Regions from separate parts of the Mus musculus genome. Here region 2 is linked to region 1. The links are chromatin loops, found by intact Hi-C in ENCODE. Cell type or tissue: left cerebral cortex. All regions are shown on one strand. Each heading gives the region's core, and the rest is flanking DNA. Links, peaks and the distances in the headings are about the cores only. Region 1 holds the start of Prkar1b (protein kinase, cAMP dependent regulatory, type I beta). Region 2 overlaps Prkar1b (protein kinase, cAMP dependent regulatory, type I beta).

What was found. Peaks named below come from ENCODE experiments on the same cell type or tissue, not always from the same donor. Only the 100,000 strongest peaks of a DNase experiment are listed, where the experiment ranks them.
Region 2: it touches region 1 in a loop (2.1-fold over the local background); 4 of 42 quality-filtered maps call a loop at or near these places.

The regions. Positions count from the first base shown.
Region 1 is chr5:139,122,700-139,131,027 of GRCm38, forward strand. Prkar1b (protein kinase, cAMP dependent regulatory, type I beta) reads right to left here and starts at 7,053. Exons shown (of 11, transcript NM_008923.3): 1 at 6,945-7,053; 2 at 4,888-5,086. The coding sequence starts at 5,064. In left cerebral cortex, for the core only: no CTCF peak of the experiment used is centred there; DNase peaks (open chromatin) are centred at 5,134, 6,229, 6,468, 7,378 and 1 more place; H3K4me3 peaks cover 2,951 bases; H3K27ac peaks cover 2,108 bases.
Region 2 is chr5:139,072,030-139,080,357 of GRCm38, forward strand. The region is part of intron 4 of Prkar1b (protein kinase, cAMP dependent regulatory, type I beta); the gene reads right to left. Among named protein-coding and RNA genes, the nearest start is that of Prkar1b, 54 kb to the right of the region's middle. In left cerebral cortex, for the core only: a CTCF peak has its summit at 3,311 (motif pointing right); DNase peaks (open chromatin) are centred at 3,309, 4,645 and 5,425.

The DNA.
Region 1 (8,328 bases), core at 257-8,256:
GCTCTTCCGGAGGACCAGAAATTAGTTCCCAGCACCCGTATCAAGGGGCTCACAACTGCCTGTAACTTCAGCTCCAGGGGATTCAACACTGTCCTCTGTGTGCAAACCTGGCAACCCAGTGCTGCCATGAACCTACATGTGTTGGTAGTTTTTAATTTCTCAAAGAATCATCTGGAAAGTCTCAAAAGTCTCAGTGAGGGATTGTCCAGATCAGGTTGACCTGTGGGTGTGTCTCTGGGGAACTGTCTTGATTTCCCTAATTTGGGCTGGAGGGGTGGGTTGGAGGGGATGGGCAGGGAGGACGGGCACGCCCACTGTGGGTGGGGCCGTAGTCTGGGATTAGAGCAGTGGTTCTCAGTCTTTCTAATGTCATGACCCTTTAATACACCTCCTCATGTTGTTGTGACCCCCCCAACCATCAAATTATTTTTGTTGCTACTTCATAACTGTAATTTTGCTACTGTTATGAATCATAATGTAAATATCTGTGTTTTCTGATGATCTTAGGTGAGCACTGTGAAAGACTCATTCAACCTCCCCAACAAGATGTCTTAACCCACGGGTTGAGAACCACTGGCTAAGATCAACAGAGAAGCCAGGTGACTTGGTGGTATAAACCGTTAATCCCAATACTCAAGAAGCAGAGAAATAATATATCTGCAAGTTCAGCCTGGTCTACATAGTGGGGTTCCAGGCCAGCTAGAACTACATAGTGAGAACTGTATCCCCACCGAAAACAAAAACAAAAACCAGACAGGAAGAGTAGAGAAAGCTGGCTGAGCACTAAACCTTCATGCAGTCACGTTTCTCTCTATCTTAGACGTAGCTGCCCTCCCCCCTGCACAGGCACACATCCATATATACTCACACACTCACACACTCACACACTCACACACACACACACACACACACACACACACACACACACACACGCACACGCACACGCACACGCACACACACACGGAATGCTGACCCATTACGCACTGAGCAATCATTGGAAAGGATGTCCCCGCAGAACAAATGACAAGTAGAGAAACATGTAAAATATAAAACTGCCACTGTCGCATGGCCACACCCAGCTAAAGATTGTTTAAACAGCACACCCAGCAGGGAAGGGGTGTGGAGGGAGGGTGGCTCAGCTGGCAAGAGGGTTAGCTTCGCAAGCACTGGGTCCTGAGTTTGAATCCCTACCTATGTAAAAAGCTGGGCACTGCTGGGCATTGTGGCACACACCTTTAAGCCCAGAACTCAGGAATCAGAGGCAGGCAGATCCCTGAGTTCGAAGCTAGCCTGGTCTACAGAGGGAGTTCCAGGACAGCCAGGGCTACTCAGAGAAACCCAGTCTCAAAAACAAACAAACAAACAAACAAACGAGATTTTCTTTTATAGGGATGGATGCTTTGATTTGTTTTTGTTTTGCTTTGAGTTCTATTTTCGTGACAGGGTCTCCCTATATAGCCCAGGCTAACCTTAAGGTTTTGATCCTCCTGCTCAGCCTCCTGAGTGCAGGGATGACAGGCATGTACCACCAAGCCAGGCTTATGAATTCCTTTTCAATATTTTGGGGGTGCTGAGAGGATGGCTCAGTTAGTAAGGTGCTTACAGCTGGAGCTTGAGGGCCTGAGTGTAGGTCTTGGGCACATTTGTAATCCCAGCACTAAGGAGGAAAAGCAATCGACTCCCTGGAACTCAAGAGCCAGCCAGCCTAGCTGAATGGGTGAGCTCTAGGTTCAATAAGGAACCCTATCATGAAGCAATAAAGTGGAAAGGGATTAGGGAAGACACCCAACACTGACCCCTGACCCCCGACCCCCACACACGGGTGCACACGTCATCGGTACCTGTGTGCATAGGTACACGTGAACATATGATATAAATTAATTAGATGACAATTAAAAAAATATATTTTAAGCCAGGCAGTGCTGGTGCACGCCTTTAATCCCAGCACTTGGAAGGCAGAGGCAGGTGGTTCTCTGTGCCAGCCTGGTCTACAGAGTGTGTTCCAGGACAGTAGGGCTACACAGAGAAACCCTGTCTCAAAAAAAAAATATGGATGGATGGATGGATGGATAGAGAGATGATAGATAGATAGATAGATAGATAGATAGATAGATAGATAGATAGATAGATAGATAGGAAGGAAGAAAGGTAGGTAGGTAGGCAGGCAGGCAGACAGACAGATAGATAGATAGATAGGAAGGAAGAAAGGTAGGTAGGTAGGCAGGCAGGCAGACAGACAGATAGATAGATAGATAGGAAGGAAGAAAGGTAGGTAGGTAGGCAGGCAGGCAGACAGACAGATAGACAGAGATTTTAAAAAGTGTTTTTGGAAGTTGGCTAAGTGGTTAAGAGCAGTTACAGCTTTACAGAGGACCCTAGCTCTGTTCCTAGCACATATGCCTAAAACTCCAATTCCTGGGGATTTGACACCCTTTTCTGGCCTACAAAGCCACCGTTGGTTATGTGGCATACAAATGCACACACACACACACATACATACTTAACAATAGCAATAACAATAAACTTTAAAATATTTCGATAAGTGCTATTTACTATGTTTTTTTTTCCCAGAGTTGGAGGTAAAGCCAAGGATTTTCACAGCTGTATGCCAGTTAAGCACTGGACCCTTCCACTGAGTACCACCCCTCCACTTGAGATGGAAAGAGTGTCTTAAAGAGAAAAACGAGGCTCGGTCTTTTGAGTCAGGCATGGCAGTGATGTCTGTATTCCCAGCACTCAGGGGCTAAGGCAGGAAGATCATAAGCCTGAGACCAGCCTAGGCTACATAGCAAAACCTTGTTTCCAAGAATACACAGTATGAACTAGAGATGGTTCAGCAGTTGAGAGCACTTATTCTTGCTTAGGACCTGTGCTTGATTCCCAGCACCCACATCTCACCACTGTCCATAACTCCAGTTCATCCAGGGGATCCAATGCCCTCTTCTAACATGGTACACAGGCATGCATGCAAGCAAAATACTCATAAGTAGAATAAATAGATATCAACAAAATATTTATGTTAAATAAATTTATATTATGAACATAAAATAGAATAATTCTTAAAAATTAAAAACATAGTAATAAATAGTAGTAGTAGCAGTTGCTTTGAGTTGGAGCTATGATTACAGGAGGCCACCATGAAAAGTGCCTAGCAGCAGATGGTTCACAAATGCTCAAAGGCAAGTCACAGCCTGATGAGACTCCCCATCTGGTCTCCAACTGGGACAAGGGAATGACCTCAGGTGACACTCAGCAATACTCTGGGTGGGGACCTATGGTAAGGATGAAGCTGGTACCTAGGAGGAAGCCATGTGCTCTTGATAGGAATCCTGCTAGCCACCCATCCCAAGCAGAGGAGGAGCCCAGGAGAGGGGCTGGGGAACTGTGAGCGACGTCATTCACCGAGGAGCCAGTCAGGGGCACCTGTGTCCTCAGAACAGTGGGGCTAGAGCGGTAAGGTGGAGTGTACTGATAATCCTTACACTCTGAACGCTGATGCAGAAGGATTGTAAGTTTGAGGGGAGCCTGAGTTGCGTAGCATGACAGTACCACAAAGAAAGAGAGGGTGTGAGAGAGAGAGAGCACATGTGAAAGTGCTTCTTCCCATCAAATATGTCTGGGGCAAATTCCTCCATCCACACTGCAAGTCCAGCATGCAGATCAACATGGACCTGGACTACACACACCTCCATCACTTGCATGATCAGATGCTTGCCTTTAATTTGTTTTTATGTACGTGTGTGTCTGTGTGAATGTGTGTGTGTGTGTGAATGTGTGTGCACAGGGAATATATGTGTGCCTGTGGAAACCAAAAGAAGGCCCCGGATCCCGTGAGAATGGAGTTACATATGATTATAATCCACCAGGTGGGTGTTGGGAATCAAATCCGGGTGCTGTGGAAAAGCAACCAGTGCATGCTCTTAACTGCTGAGCCAGCTCTTCACTCCTCTCACTGGGATCTGGGGGCTTGACAATCTGGCTCTGATGGCTGGCCACTAGACTTTAGGATGGTTTCTATCACTAGACCTCAGCCAGACAAAGTGGTCCAGCACTGAAGAAAATGAAGCAGGAGGATAGTGGCAGGTATCAGACGAAGCTGGACTACAACGTGAGATCTTCTTAAGACATACACACATAACCAGACTTCATCCCCATCTGGTCCATATGAAAACTGCCAGCGAGTCCTGTGGCCACTAACCAGGTTCAGATAAATAATCCCTGAACCAGTCTGTGAGAGTTCTGAAGACTGTAAACCTCAAAGAAATAGAAAGCGAGAGTGTGGGACCCAGAGATGAAGCCAAGGCCAAATAAAGAAAAGTCAGTGTCAAGTCAATCGAATTACTGGGAATGTAGCCCAGGGCCTTATTCATGGGAGGTGGTGGTGGGGGTCCAGCCTCTCTCACTAGGGGATTGGAGGCAAGGGCTCTACCACTGAGCCACGCCCTCAGCCCCTCACTGGGGGATTCTAGGCAGGGGCTCTACCACTGAGCCACACCCCCAGCCCCTCACTGGGGGATTCTAGGCAGGGGCTCTTCCACTGAGCCACGCCCCCAGCCCCTCCCTGGGGGATTCTAGGCAGGGGCTCTACCACTGAGCCACGCCCCCAGCCCCTCCCTGGGGGATTCTAGGCAGGGGCTCTACCACTGAGCCAGGCCCCCAGCCCCTCACTGGGGGATTCTAGGCAGGGGCTCTACCACTGAGCCACACCCTCTAGCCCCTTGCCTGGGGAATCTAGGAAGGGGCTCTACCATGGAGCTTCAGCCCCAGCCTTGCTTCCCATGATCCTGACAGATCTGGGATATAGGAGCATCACTATCTTGGAATTCCAAGGAGGGACTTGAAGCAGCTTTGCCCAGGCCACCTACAAAGGATACTAGGGGCACTGACCTTCTCCAACTTCTCAAAGTGCTCCCGGAGGAATCGCAGTGGCCGGTCCGGCTTGGCGACACAGAGGTGCACAATGCATTCTTTGAGCACCTGCTGGATGCCATGTTTCTGCACGTACATCTCGCATCCTTTCAGAGAGTCCTCATCCTCCGAGTGGAAGCATGATGGGGAGGCCATGGTCAGAATGTCTTCTATGCTCCTGTTACAGATGACACAATCAGCTTTAGGAGGTGTTGGGGAAGCCAAACTGTTCTACCATAAACTATATAAAGTACACGTGGGCTGGGCCTGGTGGTACAGGCCTGTCATGCCAGCTACTCAGAAGATGAACACAGGAGGACTGTGAGTTCAAGGTCTGCCTGAACAGGACCAGCCTATACAACTTAGTGAGAACCTGTCTCAAAGTAAAAAGTAAAAGCCTGGAATGGGTTTAGAGAATATGACTTAGTTGGTAAAATACTAGCCTAGTATGCAGATTTCATGCCCAACACCAATGAACTCTGCAGTGATGCATAACTATAACCCCAGCACTCCTCAGCACGGAAAGACATAAAGATAAGGAGTTTAAAGCCAGCCTTTGCTACATAACAAGTTGGAGGCTGGCCTGGTCTATGTAAACTTTGCCTTTAAAAAGAGGGAGGGCAGGGGAGATACTGACAGGATGGTTCAGTAGATAAAACATCTAAGGCCCGAGCATGAGGACAGAAGGTCAGATCCACAGCACCCACAGAAATGCCAGGTGGGCATGGTGGCCTACAGTCCCAGGGTGAGGGAAGTGAAGCCAGGGTCCTTGGGGCAAGCTAGCTAGCTAGACTATCTGAATCGGTGAGCTATGAGTTCAGGGAGAAACTGTGCCTCACTGTATAAGGTGGAAAGTGGTCAAGGAATGCACCCAAGACCAACCACTGGCCTTCTACACACACACACACACACACACACACACACACACACACACAGAGAGAGAGAGAGAGAGAGAGAGAGAGAGAGAGAGAGAGAGAGACGCATGCACACAAAACATTTAATTAAAAAAATAACATAGGGCTGTACATCAGTGGAAGAGGGCCTCCCAGCATGTAAGGTTTATTGTTAATGATTAACTCCAGTGTGTATAACGCCAGAAGTCACGTTTGTCAAAGGGTTTTCTCTGATGAGTTAGTTCATCACTCAAAGGCTCAAACGCCTTCCTTACTTCGGAACAGGTTCCTTCAGGGATGAAAGAGATCAAGTATGATTTGCATACGGTTCTCTCTCCATTTCTGAGAAATTTCAGGTGGAATAAGTTGGGTGTTTGGCGCCCCCACTATGCAAACCATGATGCTTCATTTTTTTTTTCATCCACACTCTCCCCCCTTTTAAGGTTGATGTTGTCACGATCTAAGGCCCCAGCGCGGGTGGGTGGGGCGCGAGGGGGGTGCTGTCAAAGGATTGGGGTGGCTTGTTTCATGAGAAAGGCAAAGAGGGTAAAGAAAACAATGGAAGTGAGCTGAGGGGTGGGGGTGGGGGGCTTGGAAGACAGTAACAGAGGCCCGAAGGCTCTAGAAGGCTCTAGTGAGTGTCCTGCGCAGTGTTGAGTCACAACGTCCAGGTCATCGCCCCGCCCCACACTGATTGGAATCATCCAGCCTAGAGGCCTTGGGGTTGAGGGGACCCCATGGCGGATGAGGACGAGGAGGTACACCTAGCCTCAGAAGGATGGGGAATCACACACACACACACACATACCGTGACTCGGTCCCCAAACCCTGGGCCCACCAGAGGAGAGTTGGGGACGCCCCCAGATGGTGGTGAGTGCAAGGCGCCTCCAGACCCTGGTGGGTACAGGGGACCAACCCAACCCTGTCCTGAGAGCTTTTACAAAGGCCTGGTACCACCTTGGACGCCAACAGTTCTCCCCCCACCCCACCCCCGCCTCCACCCGCGTAGCCCCGCGGGGCTGATTGCGCCCCTCCCCAAATCCCTCGTGTCCCCGTGAGTCCCCCACCCCACCCCAGTTCCCGCTGACACCCAGCTCCAGATAGGGCCGGGTCCCTACACAGACCCCACCCCAGCCTGCGTACCTGTAGATGCGCGGTGCCCGAGGCCGGAGGAGGCTGCGCGAGGACGCGGGGACGCGGGGACGGCGAGCGGGTCCCCGCACTGCAGCGGCGCCGCCCTCCGCCCGCCCCCGCTGCGCGTCGCCGCCGGCCGCCAGGCCCCGCGCACCGCGCCCGCGCGGGTCGCCCACCGACCGCTGTCCTCCCCAGGGACCGCCCCACAGCTGTCTCTGAATGCCAGGGACACACCAGAGCTCTGTCGCGCAGGCCCCGCGTCCCCGCACACACACAGGTCCTGCCACCCGGACCTCCTACCACCCCATTCCTCTCTTCCTAAGCTAGCCCGACCTGGCTGGCGCCGCTCCTTCCGGGCCTAGATGCTCTCTCTGCTCAGGGCACAGTGGCACCGTGCTCTGTCTGAGCTGTCATTCTGAGTCTCATTCAGTGCCTGCCCACTCTAAAGCCGAGGCCTGTAGCAAAAATTAGCCACCACGCACGCATCCTGTCCTGCGCCATCTGCTCCTGTGGAAACAGAGTCCATCTTCTCCCAGTGATCTGAGCTGCAGGAGGAAGGATGAGACTCAAAGGTGCTGGAGAAGACATCTCCAATCTTCTGGCCTGTCTATATTCTCCAGTCCACCACGTATTCCCCCCACTCACCTGTCCTGACTCACCTGTGCTCACACCCTGTTCCCCAATCTGTTCTTCCATTCACCAGCTCCCCACTCGTCTATCTACACTGACCAGCTCCCTGAATTTGTTCCTCCACTCACCTGCCCACATTCCCTATCGTTCAGGGGTACCCCATTGCCCAGCTGCCTGATACCTCTTGCCACATTCACCAGCCCTCCTCCTCCTGACACACATGTCTCCACATGGCCACCAACCTGGCCTGTGCTCTCAGCAGGCAGGGCTGGCGGTGGCCCACACCTCTTCCTGCCAATGTGAAGGAAAACTGCTGTAAAAGGACTTGCTGCTTTGGAACAGGGCTCAGTTGATATCGTGCTTGCCTAGCATGCAGGAGCTCAGGGTCCCATCACCAGCAATGCACCAACATGGCAGCACACACCAGTGATCCCAGCACGTGGGGTGTAGCAACAGGAGCAGCGCATTGTCTGTATTGTATGTTTGCCTACAATAGCAAGTTTGAGGCCAGCCTAGGCTACATGAGGTTCTGTCTCGAATAAAATCAAATCTAGAATGAAATTAATAATAAAACAAAACAAGTATATGATAAAATAAACAAAAATAATAAAATAAAATAAAAAAAAGACACTGCTCAGCCGGGCATGGTGGTGCATGCCTTTAATCCCAGCACTTGGGAGGCAGAGGCAGGCATATTTCTGAGTTCAAGGTCAGCCTGGTCTACAGAGTGAGTTCCAGGACAGCCAGGGCTATACAGAGAAAC
Region 2 (8,328 bases), core at 242-8,241, 51 kb before region 1:
TAAGCCAAGCCAGGCCTGGTGATATAGGCTTATAATCACAAATATTTGAGAGACTGAGGCATGGGGATTGTGAGTTCAATGACTGTCAGATCCATAGAGTAAGTTAAAGGCCAGCAGAGTGAATTACTGAGATTTTGACTCAAAATAAGTAAAAAGAGTGCTGAAAAGATGATTCAATCATAGAGCCCCTGCCTAGAATCCCCCAGTGAGGGGCTGGGGGTGTGGCTCAGTGGTAGAGCCCCTGCCTAGAATCCCCCAGGGAGGGGCTGGGGGCGTGGCTCAGTGGTAGAGCCCCTGCCTAGAATCCCCCAGGGAGGGGCTGGGGGCATGACTCAGTGGTAGAGCCCCTGCCTAGAATCCCCCAGTGAGGTGCTGGGGGCGTGGCTCAGTGGGAGAGCCCCTGCCTAGAATCCCCCAGGGAGGGGCTGAGACATGCCAATCTACAAAATAGATTAGAAAAAAAAAGTTTGAACCTTGGTTGGGGCGGGGTCAGAGTGAAGGCATGATCTCACTCCCTGGCTCAAGCCAGTGAATAGAACCTAAGCAGCACTATACCTGTCTTGCAGAAAGTGGAATTCACAGAAACAGACAGGAAATGTGAGAGATGGAGACAGGCCATTTACAAGCGCTCCTACTATGTGCAGAAAATTCGTTCACATATTCTCACTAATGTTTCTGATGGTGAGGCTGAAGAGGGCGAGAGGGGGCAGCTAGAAGTCTCATTTCCTTGGCAACCACTCTGAAAGACCCAAACAAGAAGGACTCTCTACTATTCTGATCTGCACTTTCAGTGAATACTATGTAGACAGGAAGCACCCAGACTGCTGGACACCTTGGCGTCAGTCTGTCTTACACTGGCCATCCCAGCCCAAGTGGCCTTCAGCTGCTGGCCAGGGCGACAGATGTGGTGTCCCAGCTTGAATTTAGGTTCTCTCACTGTTTAGGTGGGAGCTCACTCTAGTTCCAAATATTTCTGTGGAGACAGCAATAAGTCAGCCCTGGCTGTTTGTGCACTGTGGTGTGGGGCAAGGCTGCCTGCTCCCGGAAGGCTGCCCATAAGCCCAGTTGGATCTCTTCACATTGTTCCGGGCCAGGTGGCCAGCTCTGGCACCCAGACTGTGAAGTTCCAAGATTCAGGGTGGAGATGCATTAATGGGGTTGTAAGAGACACGGGCCTGAGTGTCCACTGTGGATCTAGGCTTTAGGAGGTGGGGGGTTGGATATACTTCTTTGTCAATGTGGCTTCCACTCAGAATCACCAGTCTACATGCTAGCTATGAATGGTCACAATATCCACAAATGACCCAGCCCATCTGACCTTCTGAATTTGCACAGGCACATTGAGGAGGCTGAAGACGAACTTTAAACCAGTAACCTTTATCCTCAGGAGCAAGGGAGCTTGCTTCTGTCGTGGTGCTAATATAGTCATGATAACTTAAAACACTCATTTATGGTGTGGATTCAATGTTTGCCTAGAAAAGCTTGTCACAGAGGTGATTGGCTCATGAGGGCTCTGACTTCATTATGAGAGATTCCCATGATGCACTCAGAATATGATACCTGTCTTGGCTGCAACAACGACCTTCCAAAGAGATGCTTTGCCTAAGTTCAAACCCAGAATCAATCTTCCAATATTAAAAAATAAATAAAAAAAATCTGGGTTTGGTGGAGCATGCCCAGTGGTAGGGAGGCAGAAACAGCCAGATCTGTGAAACTCTCTGGCCAGCTCTTCTATACCTACTTGTGAGTTCCAGTCCACTGAGAGACCCTGTCTCAAAACTCAAGGTGGACAGCCTGAGGAACAACATCTGAAGTTGTCTTTTGGCCTCTGCGTGTGTGTGTGTGTGTGTGTGTGTGTGTGTGTGTACGCGCGCGCACTTGTGTGTGTGCATTTGTGTGTGTGCACTTGTGTGTGTGTACATTTGTGCACACACACACACACACTGGACTGCTAAGTGAAATCTGACAGAAATACAGACAAGCAGTGCCCTGTGGTGGTTGATAATACTGGAAAAACCAGCTAAGGCCTGCCAGGAGCTGAGGAGGACACAGGTGAGTAGGGCCGTGCTGCCTGCCAATCAGCTAATAGACATTTATGGAGTATATCTTCACACAGCAGAGGGGCAGGCAGCTCCCATGAAACAGTCAAGGCCACATCCCGGGCCATAAAACACACCTGAGTAAACTCGGGCAGCAAAGCATGCCGTGGGCACCGTTAGGTCACCGCCGAGGTAAAATGGAAATTAGAAGCCTGGGAAAAACCCAGCATTCTGGAAGTGCTGGCACTTCTAAACAGCACAGGGTCAGGGAGGAGGCACCAAAACTGGGCCTGGTGATGCTCATCTGTAAGTCTGAAGTAGGAAGATTGTGGTGAGAGCAAAGCTAGTCCTGGGTATATCGTGATTTTTGGGACATCCTGGGCTACAAAATGAGACCGCATCTCAATAAGTCAAAAACTAGGAGGAAGAGAAGGGGGGAGGAAGAGAATCTAGGTGACATGAAAATAACTAGAAACCAAACGAAAAAATAAAAGGCAACGTTTGGGGAACAGGGGATAAGATAGAACTTCTCCAGGTAGTCCTGGCTGTCCTGGAACTTACTCTGTGACCAGGACGGCCTTGAACTCATAGATTTAGAGGCATTATGCTACCACCTCCCAGCTAAAGTAAGACTTTGTCAAGCGTGTGAGGCACAAGAGAATCTGCACATGGAAGGACATCTACAGTGTGTAATAGGAAAGACCTGGAGTCGGTAGCCTTGGGGAGCGACGGCAAGAACAAAACAAATCCAAAGCAACCAAGAAAGAAAGGGTTTGGTTATAAAGCGGCTCAAGAGACAGAGGCAGATGGACTGTAAGTTCAGGCCAGCCTGAGGCACAGAGTGAGTTTATGGTCTCCCTGGGCAACTTAGAGAGTCTATCTCAAAATTCAAAATAAAAAGAGAGCTGAGGAGATAGTGCAACAGTAGCATGCTTACCCAGGTCCCCCAGTGAGGGGCTGGGGGTGTGGCTCAATGGTAGAGCCCCTGCCTAGAATCCCCCAGTGAAGGGCTGGGGGTGTGGCTCAGTGGTAGAGCCCCTGCCTAGAATCCCCCAGTGAGGGGCTGGGGTGTGGCTCAGTTGTAGAGCCCCTGACTAGAATCCCCCAGTGAGGGGCTGGGGGCGTGGCTCAGTAGTAGAGCCCCTGCCTAGAATCCCCCAGTGAGGGGCTGGGGTGTGGCTCAGAGGTAGAGCCCTTGACTCAAGTCAGCCCTGCAGGCTCCAGTGTAGGAAAGGGAAAAGCAGGTGGAAATTCAAGTTCAACCACCAGAGGGAGCCCTACCCAACCCGTACCCAACCCTGGAGATCTGTTCAGGGAGCCTGATGTGTGCCAGGCACTGTGTTGGATGAATGTCCTGAACATTCATATTTCCCACCATGTAAACTCACTAGCAAAACAATGGTAGAAACCAAAGAGGGCGTGCCTTTCCAGTCATCATTCACTCACTCATTCATTCATTCATTCATTCATCAAAAACACCACGGGCCCCATCACTGGTCCCATATTTTATGAATGGTAGTTTGAGCCACATGGCATCTTGACTCAGAAAGCCCCAGAAGCAGTATCTGGACTCTATCTAACATTTGGTCCACCAGAGATGGTGGCAGTGTCAAAGGTACCGAGTCCAGCATCCCACACACTGGAGCCCTACTGGGGCTGGAAATCTCATTGCTCCCTCTCACCACAGACCATGTACAGAGCCAAGCGGGGGGGGGGGGGGGCCGGGGGAGGTCCCACGTGGTCAGCAAGGTGGGAGGCCACCAGCAAGCCAGCCTCTAGGGACCGATAGAGGTCACCTCCTAAGAATCTTTCTTCCAGGACATCAGTCTTGGAGGAAAGAAAGGAACCAGCTGGCTGAGTTCTGATGAGGCTGCCTGGAGATGTGGGGGGTGGGGGTGGGGCTTGGCAGCCATTCCGGGCCAAAAGAGAGAAAGTAAACCCTGGGGCTGCCGGTGCCAGCCAAGTGCACCGGACACCACAGCGCCTCAGGCTAAAGTCGGGTTCAAGTGCCTCTGGCTTCTCTATCAGCTGGCTAACGACTGGGACAAAGCTGATTCTGGCTCTGTACCAGATCTTTAGCTATAAAACAGGACAGTCCTCCTGAAGGGGCACACTTGTCCTGGCCACCTCTCACTAAGACTCATTCCCCCCTCCCTCCCCCTTCCCAAGGACCAGACAGATCCAAACTCCATCACCATCATCCAAACTCCCCAGTGGCTGATCTGAGCTCCCGTGAGCAGGGCGCTGGAAGCTTGCTTGCCTTCTGCAGCCCGTGACAGGTGTACCCGTTACCAATTCAAGAGAAATGATGGCCTGCAAGCCCCAGGCCCTGTGGTCACCACAATTATAGTTGCTGCAGCAAAGTGTCACCCTGTGGTCACAGCAGGCAGGGGCATCTACATCTAATGAGATGCCAGAGATCTCATGGTGTTCCTAACCCAGCTGCCCTCTCTGGCTGTCACCAGTAACCAGGGTAGAGGACAGCCTCCAAGTACATTATAGACTTCAAACCTGTCACAGGGCCTCAGCAGCCGGACCATAATGGCTGCCAGACCCAGCTCCAGTGCGGTGGCTGGGAAGGTACAGCTGCAGCTGTGGTAACAGCTAGCTGGCACGAAGCACTGGACACGTGCTTTGTTCCTGTGGCTGCAAAACTACTCAGTGGCTCCCAGGCTGTTTCAAAGTGCCAGCCTGGGCTTGAAAGAGTCAACAGATGATCCACCTGCCGACCAGGTCATCTGAGACCCGTGTGGCCAGGGCGAGAGCTTGCTGTTCTCTGCATCCCTTGGCAGGTGCTACTGAAAGCGAGGAGACCAGATAGGGAGAAGGTGATCCGGGCTCCCAATAGGTGAGTAGCGCAAAAGACCAACCAGCTGGGAGACTCCAGACAGCAGAAAAGACCATGGTCTATGGAAGAGAGTCCAGTCAGCGGTGGGGAGACTCAGACTACACAACAGATCCCCGTCTGTAGTAGAGGCCACAGTTGGCATAGGAGGCCCATTCTGTGAGGGTGACCCCTGTCAGTAGAGACAACTCCATTAAGGAAATCTGGTTGTGAGAAGCGACCTGTCTATAGTACACAGAAAGCAAAGGGTCTTGGTGGGTGGCAGATGAAGATTTGGCCCACTGAGGTCATCAACAGGGCACCAAGTTAAGTATGCAACTGAGGCCTGTGGACAGCTAAAGGGCTTGTACCCACAGCCATGAGGTTCTGAGGCTCCAGGTGTCAGAGAACCGGAGCAAACTCAGACCCACCTGGTTGTTGTCAGTCTGGCCCCTTGCCTGGGTGAGCACATGCCGACTGTAAAGGCTGATGGTGTGAGGCTGGGACTGGAGAAACCCGGAGGCCTCCCACCCATCCCCTGGCCTGATGCCAAGGCTTTGTGTGGAAGAACCAGGGCCCAGCCCCCAAGTGCGACCGCATGGAGCTCTTTGGGACAGAGGCTCCCTCACCCCAGATCGATGAACAGAGACAACTCATAAACTCACTGGCACATAGGCCCAGGGCGACATCTACACTGCCTGGAAGGAGGTGACTCAACATGACAACTGTCCAAAGGAGGTAGAAACAAGTCACTGACCCAGTTTTATCTCCTGGTTACACACAGTGGACAGTGACTGATTCCCAGTTGCTTGCTGGGAACACCTGTGGGTCCAGATGGACCAGGATTGCAAACTACACATAGTTCATCTTTGGCCTAGGGCTCCCTTTACAAGTAAAAGGCTACACCCCAAACCAGGTGGCCACTGGTCCAAAACCACTCCGGCCAGCCCAGTGCCAGGACCTGTGTGGACTTGGACAGAAGCCAGCCCATGGCCCTAAAAAATCAGGGTCCCTCTTGGCCTTACATATAAACCCCGCTGAGGAGAGAGGAAAAGACAGCAACAGGAAAGCTAGAGATCATAGCAGTGAGTGTTGCCGCAGCCACAACACCACCGCAGCCCCACAGCAGGGAACACAGCAGGGACCACCCAGGTTGCCCTCCTGGCTCTCCCAGAGTCTTACACAGCCTTGGGAAGAGTGTGCTTGTGCTTCAGTGCCATGGTGGGGAGCCACGGTGGAGATGGGCTGTAAAGCTGAAGGCAAGAGAGAGCGCAGGATAGCATCTTGGGAGTGGCCCTCATGTGCACATGGCATGTTGAGGGAGCAGGTGCTGGCTGGGTCTGTTTATACATCTACACCATGTGTATCGGCTGCCTAATTAAAACTCATTGCTTTAAACATCCTTGCGTTCTGGCAGACACCCGCCAGCAGCACCTTCCTGCAGACAGACAACTCCTGTTAACTGTGGAGACCACCCACCCAGCTGCACAACAGCACAGAGGCTGGCTTCCAGACAAATCCACTGGCTGTCTTCTTCCCTCCCAGAAGTTCCCCCTGTGCCCAGTGCTCCTTCCTGATAGGCCAGCTCTCCCAGGAAGCACCTGCCCATGCTCCATGGCTCAGGTCCTCTGTGGCAACCTGTGTCACCAGGTCAGGAGCTCCCACCCTCCAGTTGTGTCTGGAAGCTGATTTTCTGGAGCATTTTTTTAATGTTTGTGTGTGTTCACATGTGTTCATGTTCATGTGTGTGCAGGTGCATGCATGCAGGGATATGCATGAGTATGGAAACCAAAAGACCATCTTGACTTCTAAGCATCCTTAGAAGCTTTCCAACTTGTACTTTGAGACAGTCTGTGACTGACCAGGAATTCTCCATTAGGCTAGTCTGGCTGGCCTCAGAGTTTCTGACATCAGAGTCTCTGACATCGGCCTCCCCAGCTTTGAAATTACAAACATGTTGTACCATGCTCGGCTTTTCATGTGGGTTCTGGGAATTGAACTCAGGTCCTCAGGCTTGCGAGGCAAGCACTTTACCAGATGAGTCATCTCCCCGGGCCTGAGGAGAAATTCTTATCTGTGGTAAGAAACAGGGGATTCCCAGGCTTGCAGAACACTTTGGGAAACGCCACTTCGCTTTCTATATGGCTCCAGATCTCAGGTGACAGTAGTGAAACTTCCACCTGAAATGAAGGGATCCATTTTGAAACAAAGGCCACTTTCCCATGTGCCCTTGCTCCTTCCTGCACAGGAAGCTAAGCCCTTTTCCTGACCTCCTCGGGCCCTCTGGCATTGCACACGTCTCCTCCGAACCAACTGTGAAACAATAGAATTCTGTGGGACCTACTACTTGTTGCACAGGGCTCTGTGACAGAAACCAGTAGCAGGCAGATCCCAAAAAGATGCTCAACACTACCCCTTGTTAGCCAACCGTGGAGATGCATGGAACACCAAGGCCAGCCCAGAAGCAGATGCCTGGCCTCAGCTCTGATGCATACCAGCAGGGCATCTGAGCAAACCTCAGTTTTCTGATCTGTTAGATGGGACAAGGAGATAGCTCAGTCAATGGTAACCGAAGCAAACACAAACGACCTTCACTGTAACCTCTAGCACCCACCTATCATCTGGGTGTGGTAGTATGCATCGACTCACTGGCCACACTGGCCACACTACTGGGTGAGCTCTCCCTGCAGTAAGAAACTCTGACTCAAAAACTAAGGTGGTGGGTGACAGGGAAAGATCCCCTGTAACGGTTTAAATGATAAATGTCCCCCATAAGTGCATGTATTTGAATGCTTGGCTCCCAGTGGGTGGTGCCATTTCTACTGGTTCTGCCTTGCAGGAAGAAGTACATCCTGGGGCCAGGCTTGGAGAGTCCACAGCCAGTCTACTTCTAGTTCACTCTCTCTGCTCTGTGCTTTCAGTCAAGGATGTGAGCTCTCAGCTTCCTGTTCCTGACACCATAGTTGCCGCTTGATGCTATCGTGAGCTCTTATCCCTCTGGAACCATAATCCCAAATAAACTCTTCCTTCTTAAAGTTGCCTGAGCCATGCATGATGTTTTGTCACAGCCACAGGAAAGTAACTAAGACACACACGCTGTTGACCTCCGGCCTCTAATATGCACTCAAGCACAGGGAGACACATAAACACACACACTATGCATACACTTAAGATAGCAGAGAAGAGCCGGGCGTGGTGCCTCACGCCTTTAATCCCAGCACTCGGGAGGCAGAGGTAGGGGGATTTCTGAGTTCGAGGCCAGCCTGGTCTACAAAGTGAGTTCCAGGAACAGCCAGGGCTGTACAGAGAAACCCTGTCTTGAAAAAAAAAAAAAAAAAAAAGCAGAGAAGAGGCTGTGTAGCATGCCGTAGTGAATATCACTGTGCTGGTGAGTGTTGAGTCACTGGCAACTTGCCGTAATCTATAATCACCTGAGAAGAGCAGCAAGAGGATCAGCTGAATTAG